Linked DNA regions of Homo sapiens: region 2 is linked to region 1. Evidence: chromatin contacts called from ENCODE Hi-C or POLR2A ChIA-PET data. All regions are on one chromosome and are shown on one strand. The core of a region is the stretch at or near the end of the contact, and the rest is flanking DNA. Distances in the headings are between cores, read along the strand shown.

Region 1 (6,654 bases), core at 1,670-4,169:
GGTCTTTCGAATTGCTATAAAAGCAGGAGCTGTAGCAGATAGGATTTCTGTTCATTGTTTGTCTTCTCCCCTCCTTTCCTCCCTTTTATTTGAAGAGTACTTGTGGTGGCTAATATTTTTGTTTTCAGGTGGGAATATGACCACAATGACATCATCCTATAATGATATGGTAGCTGATGAGATTCTATATGTTTCCTAGGCTGCCAATACACATTTTTCACCTGGATAAAGATAAGAGTGGATGCTGAAGACACAAGGGATGCAAGGTGTCCATCTGGCCCTCCAGATCCATATTCTGTACTTTTCCACTCTACTTGGTGCCCAAAGAGGCTGACGTATATGGATTGGTTCATATACATGCAAGCTCCCTGGCTTTTGATTGTATTTGGCTAATGGAAGAAGTACCGGGAGATCGAAGGGTGGGCTGGGGGGTGGGGAGGATAAGGTCAGAGTATCTAATCCCTTGGAGCTCTCCTGCCAGGCTGCCATGCTGGTTGGCTATGTACTTCTACCAAAAGCCTCAGCTCTTGCAGACAGCCCTTCTCCATATAGATATCTTTGTTAGTTCTGAAAACCACTCTCAACCCTTACTTCAACAGCCAGCTAGCTGTTGTTAGTCTCAGGGAATTGCACTATTTCTTGTTGGTTTCCTTGAGCTCTTTCCACACCTGTTATGGTTTGAATGTTTGTGTTCCCTCCAAGATTCATGTTGAAACTTTATCTCCAATGCAATAGTATTAAGATGTGGGACCTTTAGGAGGTGATTAAGTCATGAGGGGTTCTCCCTCCTGAATGGGATTCAGACCCTTTTAAAAGAAACTCCACACAGCGTTAGGCCCTTTTTTTTCCATTCCACCTTCACCCTGTGAGGACACAGCATTCGTCTTCTCTGGAGAATGAACAACAAGGCGCCATCTTGGAAGCAGAGAGAGAGCCAGCCCTCACCAAACACCAAACCTGCTGGCACCCTGATCTTGGACTTCCCAGCCTCCAGAACTGTGAGAAATAAATGTCTGTTCTTTATAAATTATCTGGTCTGTGGTATTTTGTTATAGCAGCACACACTAACACAATGCCTTAAGAAAATCAATCTATTATTAAACTCTTATCCATTCCCCAGTTTGAACGTAGCATACATTTTCTACTGGGACTCTGCCCTATTTACTCTTCTTCCCCCTTCCATTTCCCGCCCCTCCCCAACTCCCACCCAGCAGCAGGATGGAGTCTGGGAATTTAGGTGAAATCATTTATGGACAATAAATAAAACCAATTTTGGGTGTGTCTGAGTCGTGTGTAAATTTTTGATCCTGTAACAAAACAAACTTGGAAACAACAGTATTTTGATTTCTAAAATTTAAATACTGTTTAATATTTTGTTTTCCTGTTTCTCCAACAGTTTTCTCCACAAAGAAGTAGAGGTGCTGAGGCCAATGTGCACTATCGCCTACAGGAGCCTAAAATTCCCTTCTGCCCCTCAGTCCCAGGAGTGCCCTTGCTCCTTTCTGTGTTTGCTCTTCCCTCTCTGCAGCATCCAAGGGCATTCATAGGAATCTTTGTTTAATTTGGGCTACTATGCAAGCTACAGGATGAGAGATTCTTTCACTGGAATAATTCTGACTCCTCTTAACCTTGCATTTTGGCTGATTCTGTTGTGTGTGGCCCATCTTCCTCCTCTTTTCTTGTTACAGCTACTAAAAATATTCAGGGTGACCCAACGTGTTTCTATTAGTCACAGTCCCTTCATTGTTTCTATGGGGCTTAACCATCTGGGTTCATTCTCTGCATCTTGAATCTTATGTTAGCCATGTGTGTGCAGTTTAATCTCTATAGCACCTAGAAATTGACCAGCTGAGTCCTTACCAGTAGGCACTGTTTCTTTTTGAAATTCACAGGCTGTGAGGTGCTTTTGTGAGCTGTTCTTTCATCTGTGACATTTTCATCTTGCCATCGCCACAGATGCTATTTTTAAGCACAGTAACTGCCCAGGAATTTTAGAACTCTTACATTGCTGCTTGTCTCAGTGAAAGCCTTAGAAATTTCAATTCAATTTAGTTCCTAAACGATTTTTTAGATCATAGGATATACAAGATCCTGTGGGATGGGCTTTGAAAACACAAGGTCAGATTTTATTTGGATGCTGCCCTGAAGGAGTCTGCAGTTGTCTTGCGAGGAAGACAGGCATGCAACAGCCTAGGGCACAAGTGGACTGACATGTGCTACCAGTGAGGCACCAACAAGATGACAATCATCATTGGGAAGGCACCGAAGGTTGCATTTAAGCTGATCTTTTGGAGGACAAGAAGGATTTAAATGGGTTCAAATGACAACACTGTGAAATTTCCCTTTTTTCTTCCCCTTTGCAATCCAGCCGTAGTTAATTGCTCCATCTTCAGGGCTCTCAAGGTATAATTTACATCTCTCTTAGCATTTATCACACTGTAGTTTAATCCCTTGTTATGTGTCTATCTTGAGAATTTTTAAGGACAGAAACTGTTGCCTACATTTAAGCCCCTATACCCTGAAAATGCCTGGCACTTTATAGGTGCTCAGTAAATGCTTGAGATGGATACACAAAGGATTGAATGGCTTTCTGGACCCAAGGACCCAGATGAGCAAAGAGTTGGGGATGTGAAAGTGGATAGAGTGCTCAGGCGAGGGCCACAAGTCCGTGTGGCTAGAGCACAGCTTGTGTGGGCAATGCAGTGGGAAACGGCCAGTAGCTGGTAACATTAATTCTCTTCAGTTTTCTATTTCTAGTCCCTGGAAACGCAGTTCTTGATGGGACTTATGCAAAGGGAGCTTGGTGGACTAACAGGATTTGGGCTCATACCGGGCCTCAGCCCCTAACCTGCTACAGGCTGATATGACAATTCCATCAACGCTGTGTACTTTCACTTTCTCTTTGGTGAGTTTAGGCAGCTGATACTCATGAAAACTTCCCACCACCAGGTGCTCACAGGAATGATACGAAAGCTGGTGCCACTGATGGTGTGGAGTAAAATCCATTCAAAAAACTAAATACACAGCAATTAAGTTGTTTCTGACACAGCCAGACAAGAGGTGTTCCCTCAAAGGGAACACTCAAACTGTAGGAGACCCAACTACAGCCTAGTTGGATTGCTTTTATTGATAATTGCTGACATGTGAAGGCTGCTAGGAACCCTGCGGTTTAAAGCCATGGTTGAATCATCTTGAGCTTTCTTCCCATGGTTTTGCCAAACTCTCCAGGCTTTCATCTTCAGAAGGTTGTTCCAATGGGGCTTGTCTACAGAGTGCATGTGATCTGCTCTTCACTGCCCCAGAACCTTTGCATGGAAAATTCCTTGTCCTTAAAATGAGAAGTACACCTATCCTCATGGAGAAATTAAATCACTTCCATCTTGGCTGGAAGAATAATTGTTTAAATTGAATTTTAATGATACTCAGAAATGAAAAATAAGGTGCACCGCGACCAAGCTCCTCTCCCTCTCCCCAGGCGGGGAGCCCAGGGAGATGCTGATTTGCCCTCCCTCCAAATGGACCTGCCCTATAGGCAGAAATCCCCTCATAATCTGTTTGGTCAAATATGTCTCATATGTTCATTCTGATCATTGGCTTAGATTAGGAATGGACAAGATTTTTGTTTGTTAAAGGAAAAATAGTAAATATTTTAGGCTTTGTGGGCCACATATGGTCTTTGTTGTATATTTCTTCTTCTTCCCCTCCTTGTCTTTCTCTTCTTCCTCCTTCTCCTCCTCTTCTTTTCCCCTACTCCTTCTCCTCCCGCCTTATCTTCCTTCCTCCTTCTCCTTCTTCTCAGCCCCTTAAAAGTGTAAATACCCTTCTTAGCTCATAAGCCTTACAAAAACCAGCTACAGGCCAGATTTGCGTCATGATTTGCTGACTTTGGGCTTAGATCATCCACAGTTCATCTCCTGGCACTACACACACTGACACCCAAACAAAATTCCATGATTAAGATTAAAAGACATTGGTTTTGTGGGCAACTATTAAGATCTGTTATGAGGGCAACTATTAAGATCTGTTATGAGTGGCAGATGGCAGATAAATTCAGCACTGGGTGTGACCCAGAGTTAACAAAAATTGCATTAAATTTCCATATCAACCACAGTTGTTATTGCAGAACAATAAAATAAAATCGTGACTATCGTAGCATTTTATCTTGTTAGCCATTTTATAAATAGGGCGTGTTAGGTTTACAGCAAAACTGAACAGAAGGTACAGAGATTTCCCATAAACACCCTCTGTCCCATGGATGCATAGACTACCCCATGATCAGCATCTCCCACCAGAGTGATATGTTTGTTATATTGATGAACCTACCTTGCTGTTAGCCATTTTTGATAACAATAAGTTTTTTTTTATTACAATAGACAATAAATCTCTGTATCATCATGGGAACCATCTCAGATTCTCTTGGTCTGTCTTGCTCCACTGCTGCCACTGCAGTGATCATCTCTGGCTCTTTCTTCCACTCTGGACTCAGATAAAGTGCCATGGAATAGGTTGTGGAATTTACCTTCCCCTTGGCTGCTAAAGAGAGCAGGTACCATCCAGAGGTTGAAGAAGTTAACTCCTCCTAGAGCAGGCGAGGAAGCTGGCATCTAACTTTCATTCCCCTCTCTCCTTCCCCTGGTCTGACCCAAGGCATGCTTCTGCATAGCCTTTGTGGAGACATCCTACATGGCCAAGAGGCTGGCTGTCTCTCTTCATAAAGCACTGGCTAGATCACTTATGCATTGCCATGAACTTGCTCCCCATCCTGGTTGACCTAATTTCTTTTTTCCATCACTCTCACTCTTCCCTAATAGAGCTTCAGCACAGAAACTTATCCTCATGCTCTATCTTCTGGGGAACCTGGGCTGAGCCAATTTCCTATGTGAATCTAAGCTCCATAACGGTAAGAGTTTGTAGGGGGGGCAAGGGATGGGGGTAAGGGGCATAGACAAGATATCTCTTGGCACCTAGTAGAGGCTCAACACATAATTTTTATTTTGCATTTTGAAAGAATTAATAAATGCATTGATTCAGGGCACAACCCATGGAAGACATGAGCACTGACAAGTTTGCTAGAAGAACTGGACACCTCTTATTAGTGGATTCCCACCATCAGAGAGCACCTAGGCCTGTAATACAAAGAAACACAGACATATTTAACTGCAGTAAAGGGAACAGATGGTGTGTAGGAAGTTATGAGAGAAAAGATGCAGAGAGAGAGAGAGAAGAAAAGTCATCGGCATCAGCCAACACAGGGCTGCACTAGAGGCTCCTATCTAACCCAGACACTCAGCTCATCTGCCCTCCTACCCTCTGCTTTGGTTTGAAATGCAGAGGAGAGACAGGAAACAATGATGAAGGCAGGGGAGGGGATGCCCACTGTGGGTTCTGTAGATGTCTAAGGCAAAATTAGGAGATAAAGAACTATTTGTGGCTGCCCAATCTCAGAAGAGGATCAAGAAGAAGCTTCCAGAGAAGCCCTCCGAAAGCAGAGCTCATCATTTTATGCCAAATGTCCCCACATTTCTTCTTCCTCCTCCTCATGGCCCAAATAGCCCTATAGTCTATTTTGTCCCACAGGGCATTCTGTGGTGATGGTAGGGAGGTGTCTCCGGTAACCCGATGGTATTTATTGGGCACATACCATGGACCAGTCACTGTTTGGAACTGAGGTAACAGCAACGAACAAGCAGACAAAAATCCTTGCTCCGATAGAGCTTAGATTTTAGCAAAGGGAGATAAATAGCAAACAAAATGCACAAATGAAATATATCATATGTTAGATAATGATAACGGCTTTGGAGAAAATAAAACAAAAAAAAGAGATAGAGGGAGTGGGAGTCGGGTGAATCCTAATTAGGGCATTGTATTCGTTTGCTAGGGCTGCCACCACAAAGCCCCACACACTGGGTGGCTTAAATAACAGAAAGCTATCCTCTCACAGTTCTGGAGGCTACAAGTCTGACATCACAATGTCGGCAGGGTTGGTTCCTGCTGAGTCCTCTCTCCTTGGCTTGTAGATGGCCCCTCCTTGTGTCTTCAGTTGGTCTTCCCTCTCTACCTGTGCCCTCATCTCCTCTTCTAATAAGGACTCCCGTCATACTGCATTAGGGCACAACCTAGTGACCTCATTTTTAACTTTATCACCTCTTTAAAGATCCTATCTTCAAATCTAGTCACAGTCACATTCTGAGAAGCCGAGGGTTAGGACCTTAACATAAGAATTTGAGGGCATGGAGGACGACACATGCGCCCCATGCCTCCTTTGGCCTATAATAGGCATCCAGGAAAAGCACTGCTGGGAAGGTGATATTTCAGCAAGGACTTGAAAGAGTTGAAAGGGCTTGCTAACTATACAGAAAAGCATTTCAGACAGAGGGAACAGCAAGTGCAAACGCTCTGAGACACAGGCCTGCTCCATGGGCCTCACAAGAGTGAGGAGCCTATTGTGCTGGACTAGGTGAGCCAGGAGGAGGAATAGGAATAGAGGTTGGGGGGCAGGGAGGGTTAGGGGTAAGGAGCATAGGCAAGATAGGATAGGTCCTTAGGCCGCAGAAAGGATATTGGCTTTTACTCTGGGTTGGAGGGGGATCCTTAAGGGAGAAATCGCATTCCTGGTGCCCTGAAAGTTCAGGCTCAAATTCATTGCTCAGCCCA
Region 2 (6,647 bases), core at 1,649-4,148, 300 kb before region 1:
ACAGCAAACACCTTTAATTATCAATTATAGGTTTTAAATTTACCTTGGCTTTTAAAGGAATAGGGTACACTTTTTTTTCCTTAACTACTTGTGTCTTTCTGTCTTTCTTTCTTTTCTCTTCTTTCTTTCTTTCTTTTTCTTTCTTTCTTTCTTTCTTTCTCTTTCTTTCTCTTTCTTTTGTTCTTTCTCTCTTTTTGACTTTCCTTTTGCCTCTGTCTCTTCCTCTCTCTCTGCCTCTCTCTCTCTTTCTCTCTTTTCTTGACTCCCTCTTTGTTTCTCTGTCTCTTCCTCTCTCTCTCTTTGCTGGTCTTTCCTTGCCTCTGCTAGCCGCTTATGCTGCTGTTCTCTCAGCCACTGTGGCGGGGCGGTCTAAAACCAGCTGTAACCAAGTGTCTATGTACGGGAACTGGTCTGGGTGCCCTGGCTTACAGGTTACCTTGTGCCATACCTTTGAAACAAGGGACCTATCCAGGCTTCCTTCTGATGGCCAACCCACCTGTAATGCTGGCTAGTCTATCTTACACAAAGTTTTAAGTTTTCCTGGTGTCATAGTACTCCATAGTCTCCCTTAAATCTTTTCTTGAAATTTTTCAACATAGTTCCTAGTGGGGTGGGCTTACTTTGTGCCTGACCCATGCTTCCTTGAGGCAAAACACCAAGTTCACACCACACGCACACCACAAAACAAAGAATGGGTAAAAAGGGTACACACACACTTTTACAGTTTACACCAAACCAGAATCAAAACCAAAATCAGAGTATCAAGCAATCCAAGCCAGGTCAAAACCAAAACCAAAGTATCAAGCAATCCAAGTCAAGTCAAAAACAAAAACCAAAGTGCTGGTACAGGCATGCCGTGGGTTATCAGGCCACGCTTCCACTCCAAAGGAGTGTGCAAGTTCCAAAGACTAGTCTTACCAAGTTTCAGATGTCCGGACACCAAGTGCCAGTTCCTTCCTGGTGTTCAGCCACTGTGTTGATCCTCTGCAGGGGCCTGCCATGCACCACTCTGACTAGGTGTTCCACTGGGGCAATTGCCTACCTGGGAGCGCTCTCAGGATCCACGTCACTCAAGCTGGCTGGGGTCCCCTGCAGGGATGCTCCACAGGGCAGGCCTAAGCCGCCTAAGGGGTTGCCTTGACCTTCTGTTAATCACCTCGCTTCCCAGTCAGGGAACCAAGAAATGTAGCAGGACGAGCCACAGACAAAACCCCTCAGTCACCGAGTTAAAGAAGGAAGGGCTTTATTTGGCCAGGAGCATCGGCAAGACTCACATCTCAAAAACAGAGCTCCCCGAGTGAGCAATTCCTGTCCCTTTTAAGGACTCACAACTCTAAGGGGGTCTGCATGAGAGGGTTGTGATTGATTGAGCAAGCAGGGGGTATGTGACTGGGGGCTGCATGCACCGGTAATTAGAACGGAACATAACAGGACAGGGATTTTCACAGTGCTTTTCTACACAATGTCTGTAATCTATAGATAACATAACCGATTAGGTCAGGGGTCAATCTTTAACTACCAGGCCCAGGGTGTGGCGCAGGGCTGTCTGACTGTGGATTTCATTTCTGCCTTTTAGTTTTTACTTCTTCTTTCTTTGGAGGCAGAAATTGGGCATAAGAAAATATGAGGGGTGGTCTCCTCCCTTAGTAGAAAGGCCTCATAAACTGGGCATTTGCTAAGGAGAACTGCTTTAAAAAGGGTACGGTCATTCAATGCCTGCCTGGGACAAATGGCCCTTTGGTACTGGCTGTAGAAATCATCTAGATGGTGCAGACTGTGCTCTGGAAGAGCATTTTATTGCAGGGACACTGCAAGAATTGACTGTCTTATTAAGAAGCACTGTTATAATAAAATGTGATTTAATTACCAAGCAGGGGTCAAGAAAGGATTGGGGGAGGGATTTAATCATGAAAATACTGGCCCAGATAAATTAATTCTAAGGGTGTTTGTAATAATTAGGCACATATATTTGAATAATAATCACACCCCCAAATTATGTGAAAAGTATACCCCTTTCAATTGCATAAAGTAGTTTACGTGCCCATTATCAACTGAGCCAAGGAATGTGTAATGATATGAAACCTAAGATCTTCATGAAATACTTCCATAAAAAATAACAGACAGCTTTCCCTTTACTTATATTTACTTGCCAATTTCAAAGGAATCAAATTCCATTAAATTATATAAATAAACTGTCCTGAAGGCACTTGCTTCTACTGTTTCAGGAAGCTACCCTATATTTAGAAAATTTCTGTGGCTCCCGATAAATGTATTTCCTTTAGAAAAGCAATTCTCATAACTTAAGTGGATAGAGTAGTCACTGTTTTTAATGAAACTAAGGAATTTGTGATGTCATCTTGTGTGTGCCAGTCCTTCAATTAAGAGGGGAGGACCCGAAAATGCAAAACCCTATGGTTATACCATGCACTTTAAAAGAAATGTATCAAAAGCTCATTATGCATGGTCACAGTTTGCAGCAAAATACAATCCTTTAGAAAGTGAAAGGGACTGCTCTTTTATGTAACTTGGCTCTGGAAGCCTGCGGTGACAAACCACACACATCAACAGCCCCCACTTTGAGCAAACGTGGAAAACCACTTGTTAGCTCCGCCCCTCTAAGTACTCCTCCCTGCGGCTCCATTTTGTTTTTAAACTATTTTATTTTTGGTAAAAGTTAAGTTTACTAAGCTCTAAAATACATGAAATCTCCTGCTGTCTATTCTAACACTGGAAGCTGCTCCAGGATAAAAATTGGTGCATCCCATGTAATAAGGAGGAGGAATGTTATTTTATTAACAGTTGGCACCAGAATTCCTTCAGAAAGGGAAATGTAATTACTCTGAAAAATACCCTGATAAGAGCTTCTAAAGTAGAAGAGATCCCAGGAGGGGCCAGGGTGTGGGCGGAATGTTTCTGAGACAAAGGGAGCAATTTGGCTGTAACTTGCAAGGGCGTCCAGAGGGCCTGGGAGGGGAGGAGCATTGGAGCCAATCAGAGAACATCTTCTCAACGTGACTCTTCCTCTCCATCCTCCCGCACAAGCCTTTGCTAAAATGACTGAGCTGGCTAAGTACTTGATGCAACTAATTTTTTATTTTACTTTATTTTATTTTTTGGTAGAAGCGTGGGTAAGGGTTGGGCTTGTGTCTAGATCAATTGAGTATATCAAGGTTAACATGTATGGACCTAAGACTGGAGGCAAACAGACTCTAAAAATAAACTTGTAGGATTTTTTTTTTTAGAAATTATGGGGAGGCCTCTAGGTGCTCACGGGGACATGTTTTTTGATGTAGTCTTTGGAAGCTCTTTTCTGATTGCCTCTATTTATTTTCTCAGCAAAACAATAAGACTCTCAGCAGCTAGAAGAATAACAAATATGTTGGAAGTTTGAAGAGCAAGAATAAAGTATGAAATAGATATTTTACCAAAAATGCCTTTTACCAAAAGACTTTTGCCAAAAATAAAATAGTTTAGATTTTATTGATATCTTTTAATGAAATCTTTGTGGGAGCTAGAGGGCCTCTGATGGAATCTTGGGTAAACCAGCTAGTTTATGGGCAGAATCACTGCTGTCATGGGTGGGAAGCTACTGTGGATAGTCTTAAGCTGCTTCATGGATGGTTACTTGGAAACAGGACTCTATAAATACAAGATATCATGGTTGCTTTTCCAGTCATTGAACTGGCCAGACTTCAACATAATGTTTTTTAAATTATTAATTTATTATTATTATTCTTTAGAGACAGGGTCTTGCTGTGTTGCCCAGGCTGAAGTGGAGTGGTACGATCATAGCTCAGTGTAATTTCAACCTCAAGGGCTTAAGTGATCCTCCTGCTTCAGCCTCTGAAGTAGCTGGGACCACAGGGTCCACCACCATGTCTGGCTAATGTGAATTTAAGAGGCTAATTGACGGAAAAAAATGATTCTTTAGTAGACTAACAAAGAATTTTGAGATCCTAACCTTACATTTCAACACTAGTTTTTCAAAATTAATTCAAAGTCCCTGAGAATGAAGGATAAATTAAGGGTCAAAATGGTATCTAATATTCCCCAAATGATTCTTCATTAGCCAAGGTTGCTAGAGTGCAAATGAAGGTGAGTCAGCATATTGAACACTTTGCACACGATCATCATATCTATTCTAGGATCAAACCTAGAGGACCACAGTTGAAGCCAATGGACAAAGGGTAGAAATATATTTGATCATGGTTTACAGTGTGTCTTAGGGGTTTCTGGGTACAAAAATAATGGGATATCACCCAAGGCAGGGGTCCACAAACCCCAGGGCATGGTCTGTGGCCTCCTAGGAACTGGGCCGCACAGCAGGAGGTGAGCGGAGAGTGAGGGAGCGTTACTGCCTGAGCTCCGCCTCCTGTCAGATCAGCAGCGGCATTAGATTCTCATAGGAGCCTGAACCCTATTGTGAACTGCGCATGTGAGGGATCTAGATTTCACACTCCTTTTGAGAATCTAACGAATGCCTGATGATCGGAGGTGGAGCAGTTTCATCCCAAAACCATCTCCATCCCCCACTGTCTGTGGAAAAATTGTCTTCCACGAAACCGGGCTCTGGTGCCAAAAAGGCTGGGGACCACTGACCTAAGGAAATGATTCAATATATGTTAGATATTTCCTCCAACTGGAATTTTCTGACCCAAAGTTTCAGATTGCATCTCCCCCTCAAGAGATACTGTCCTTGATCACGCCTTATAAAGTTTTCCCCTGCATGTCACCCTTTGGATTTCTTTCACAACACTTATTATCATCTGAAGTGATCTTGAATATTTTTATTTTTTACTTGTTTGTGGTCTGCCTGCCAACCATTGTGATATGAAGACCAAGAAAACAGGAACCCAGTGTGCCTTATTCATCTCTGTTTCTCAAGCTGTAGGATGCCTGGCACATAATCAGAGCACAATAAGTATTTATTGAATCATTGAATGCATTTCATTCAGCATCTAAGCTGCAGAGATTATCAAAATCCTCATAGGCCACTACAAATATAATGTAGTTACTTTTATAAAGGAAACACGTACTGAGGGATTCTAAGGCTGGTGTTTTGAACTAATTCCTTTTTATTATCAGCCTAATCTTGGATCATGTAAATGATGATCACATTATACCTGTCAGAATACTTTGCAAGAAAAAAATTCACTATTATAGTCTCTCTACACCAAAGTGAATCTAGAGATTCAATTAAACGATAGAATAGTAGAGTTCAGTTTTGATATGGAGAAATGTTTTGATGTTGTATTTTAGTTTGGGTTAATAGCATTATTAGGTTGCATGCTAGGGTAATTAAAAGCATGAGTTCACTTTTGTTTTTAAGAGATGAAGTCTTGCTATGTTGCCCAGGCTGAAGTGCAGTGGCTATTCACAGGCAAAATTATAGTGCACTGCAGCCTCAAACTCCTAGGCTGAAGTGATCTTCCTGTCTCAGCCTTCTAAGTAGCTGGGACTACAGGCTTATGCCACCACACCCAGTTCAACACATTTTTTTTTTTTTTTAATTTAAGAAAAAAATTATGTGGCGGAAGCTAGATAGTAATACCTGTTTACAAGATTTGACAAGATTTAATACTACTTTTGTTTTAAAATTTATTTATTTATTTTTTGTGACGGAGTCTCACTCTGTCACCCAGGCTGGAGTGCAGTGGTGCAATCTCAGCTCACTGCACCCTCCACTTCCTGGGTTCAAGGGATTCTCCTGCCTCAGCCTCCTGAGTAGCTGGAATTACAGGCATGTGCCACCACGCCTGGGCTAATTTTTGTATTTTTAGTAGAGGCGGGGTTTCACCATGTTGGCCAGGCTGGTCTTGAACCCCTGACCTCAAGTGATCTGCCCTCCTTGGCCTCCCAAAGTGCTAGGATTACAGGCGTGAGCCACTGTGCCTGGCCTTAAAATTTATTTGAAAGCATAATTATGAATGGGGAATATATTAATAAATGTGTTCAGGCCGGGTACAGTGGCTCATGCCTGTAACCCCAGCACTTTGGGAGGCTGAGGTGGGAGGATTACCTGAGGTCAGGAGTTCGAGACCAGCCTGGCCAACAGGGTGAAACCCCGTGTCTACTAAAAATACAAAAATTAGCTGGGCAAGGTGTTGTGCGTGTAATCCCAGCTACCTGGGGAAGCTGAGGCAGGAGAATCGCTGGAACCTGGGAGGCAGAGGCTGCAGTGAGCCGAGATCGTGCTGTTGCACTCCAGCCTGGGCGACACGCAAGACTCCCTCTCAAAAAACAAACACACACAAAAATGGTGTTCAAAATGAGAACAAATAACACAAATTTCTTTAGCATCGTATTATGGATAGTTAGGAGAAGTTATTTCAGAACTAATTTAAATGCATTGTTTTGGGAGAATGGAACTTTTTTTCTACTTCATACCATATTGCTTCCATTTTTTTTTTGTTTGATATTACTTGTCTGTTTTTGTTTGTTTTTGTTTTTGTTTTTTTCAGACAGAGTCTTGGTCTGTCACTCAGGCTGGAGGGCAGTGGCGCGACCTCAGCTCATTGTATCCTCCACCTCCCGGGTTCAAGCAATTCTCTTGCCTCAGCCTCCTGAGTAGCTGGGATTACAGACGTGCACCGCCATGCCTGGCTAATTTTTATTTTTATTTTTTGAGACGCAATCTGCTCTGCCGC

What was found. Hi-C counts contacts between places; a loop is a spot of excess contacts on that map. ChIA-PET counts read pairs that join two places held with the same protein, here RNA polymerase II (POLR2A). Pooled maps may share reads with other maps.
Region 2: a loop to region 1 is called in a pooled map, with 2.0 times the contacts of the local background. The contact joins two enhancer-like sites. A Hi-C loop is called at or near these places in 3 of 50 pooled maps. POLR2A ChIA-PET finds 5 or more read pairs at or near these places in 2 of 52 experiments (OCI-LY7 and activated CD8-positive, alpha-beta memory T cell).

What each region holds. Positions count from the first base shown.
Region 1 is chr12:68,233,001-68,239,654 of GRCh38, reverse strand. No RefSeq gene overlaps it. Among named protein-coding and RNA genes, the nearest start is that of IL26, 11 kb to the right of the region's middle. Within about 2 kb of position 2,919, at least 7 of the 41 ENCODE cell types and tissues checked have a DNase peak (open chromatin) inside an H3K27ac peak, as active enhancers do.
Region 2 is chr12:68,535,227-68,541,873 of GRCh38, reverse strand. No RefSeq gene overlaps it. Among named protein-coding and RNA genes, the nearest start is that of RAP1B, 72 kb to the left of the region's middle. RefSeq lists an enhancer at 2,305-3,267. Within about 2 kb of position 2,898, at least 18 of the 41 ENCODE cell types and tissues checked have a DNase peak (open chromatin) inside an H3K27ac peak, as active enhancers do.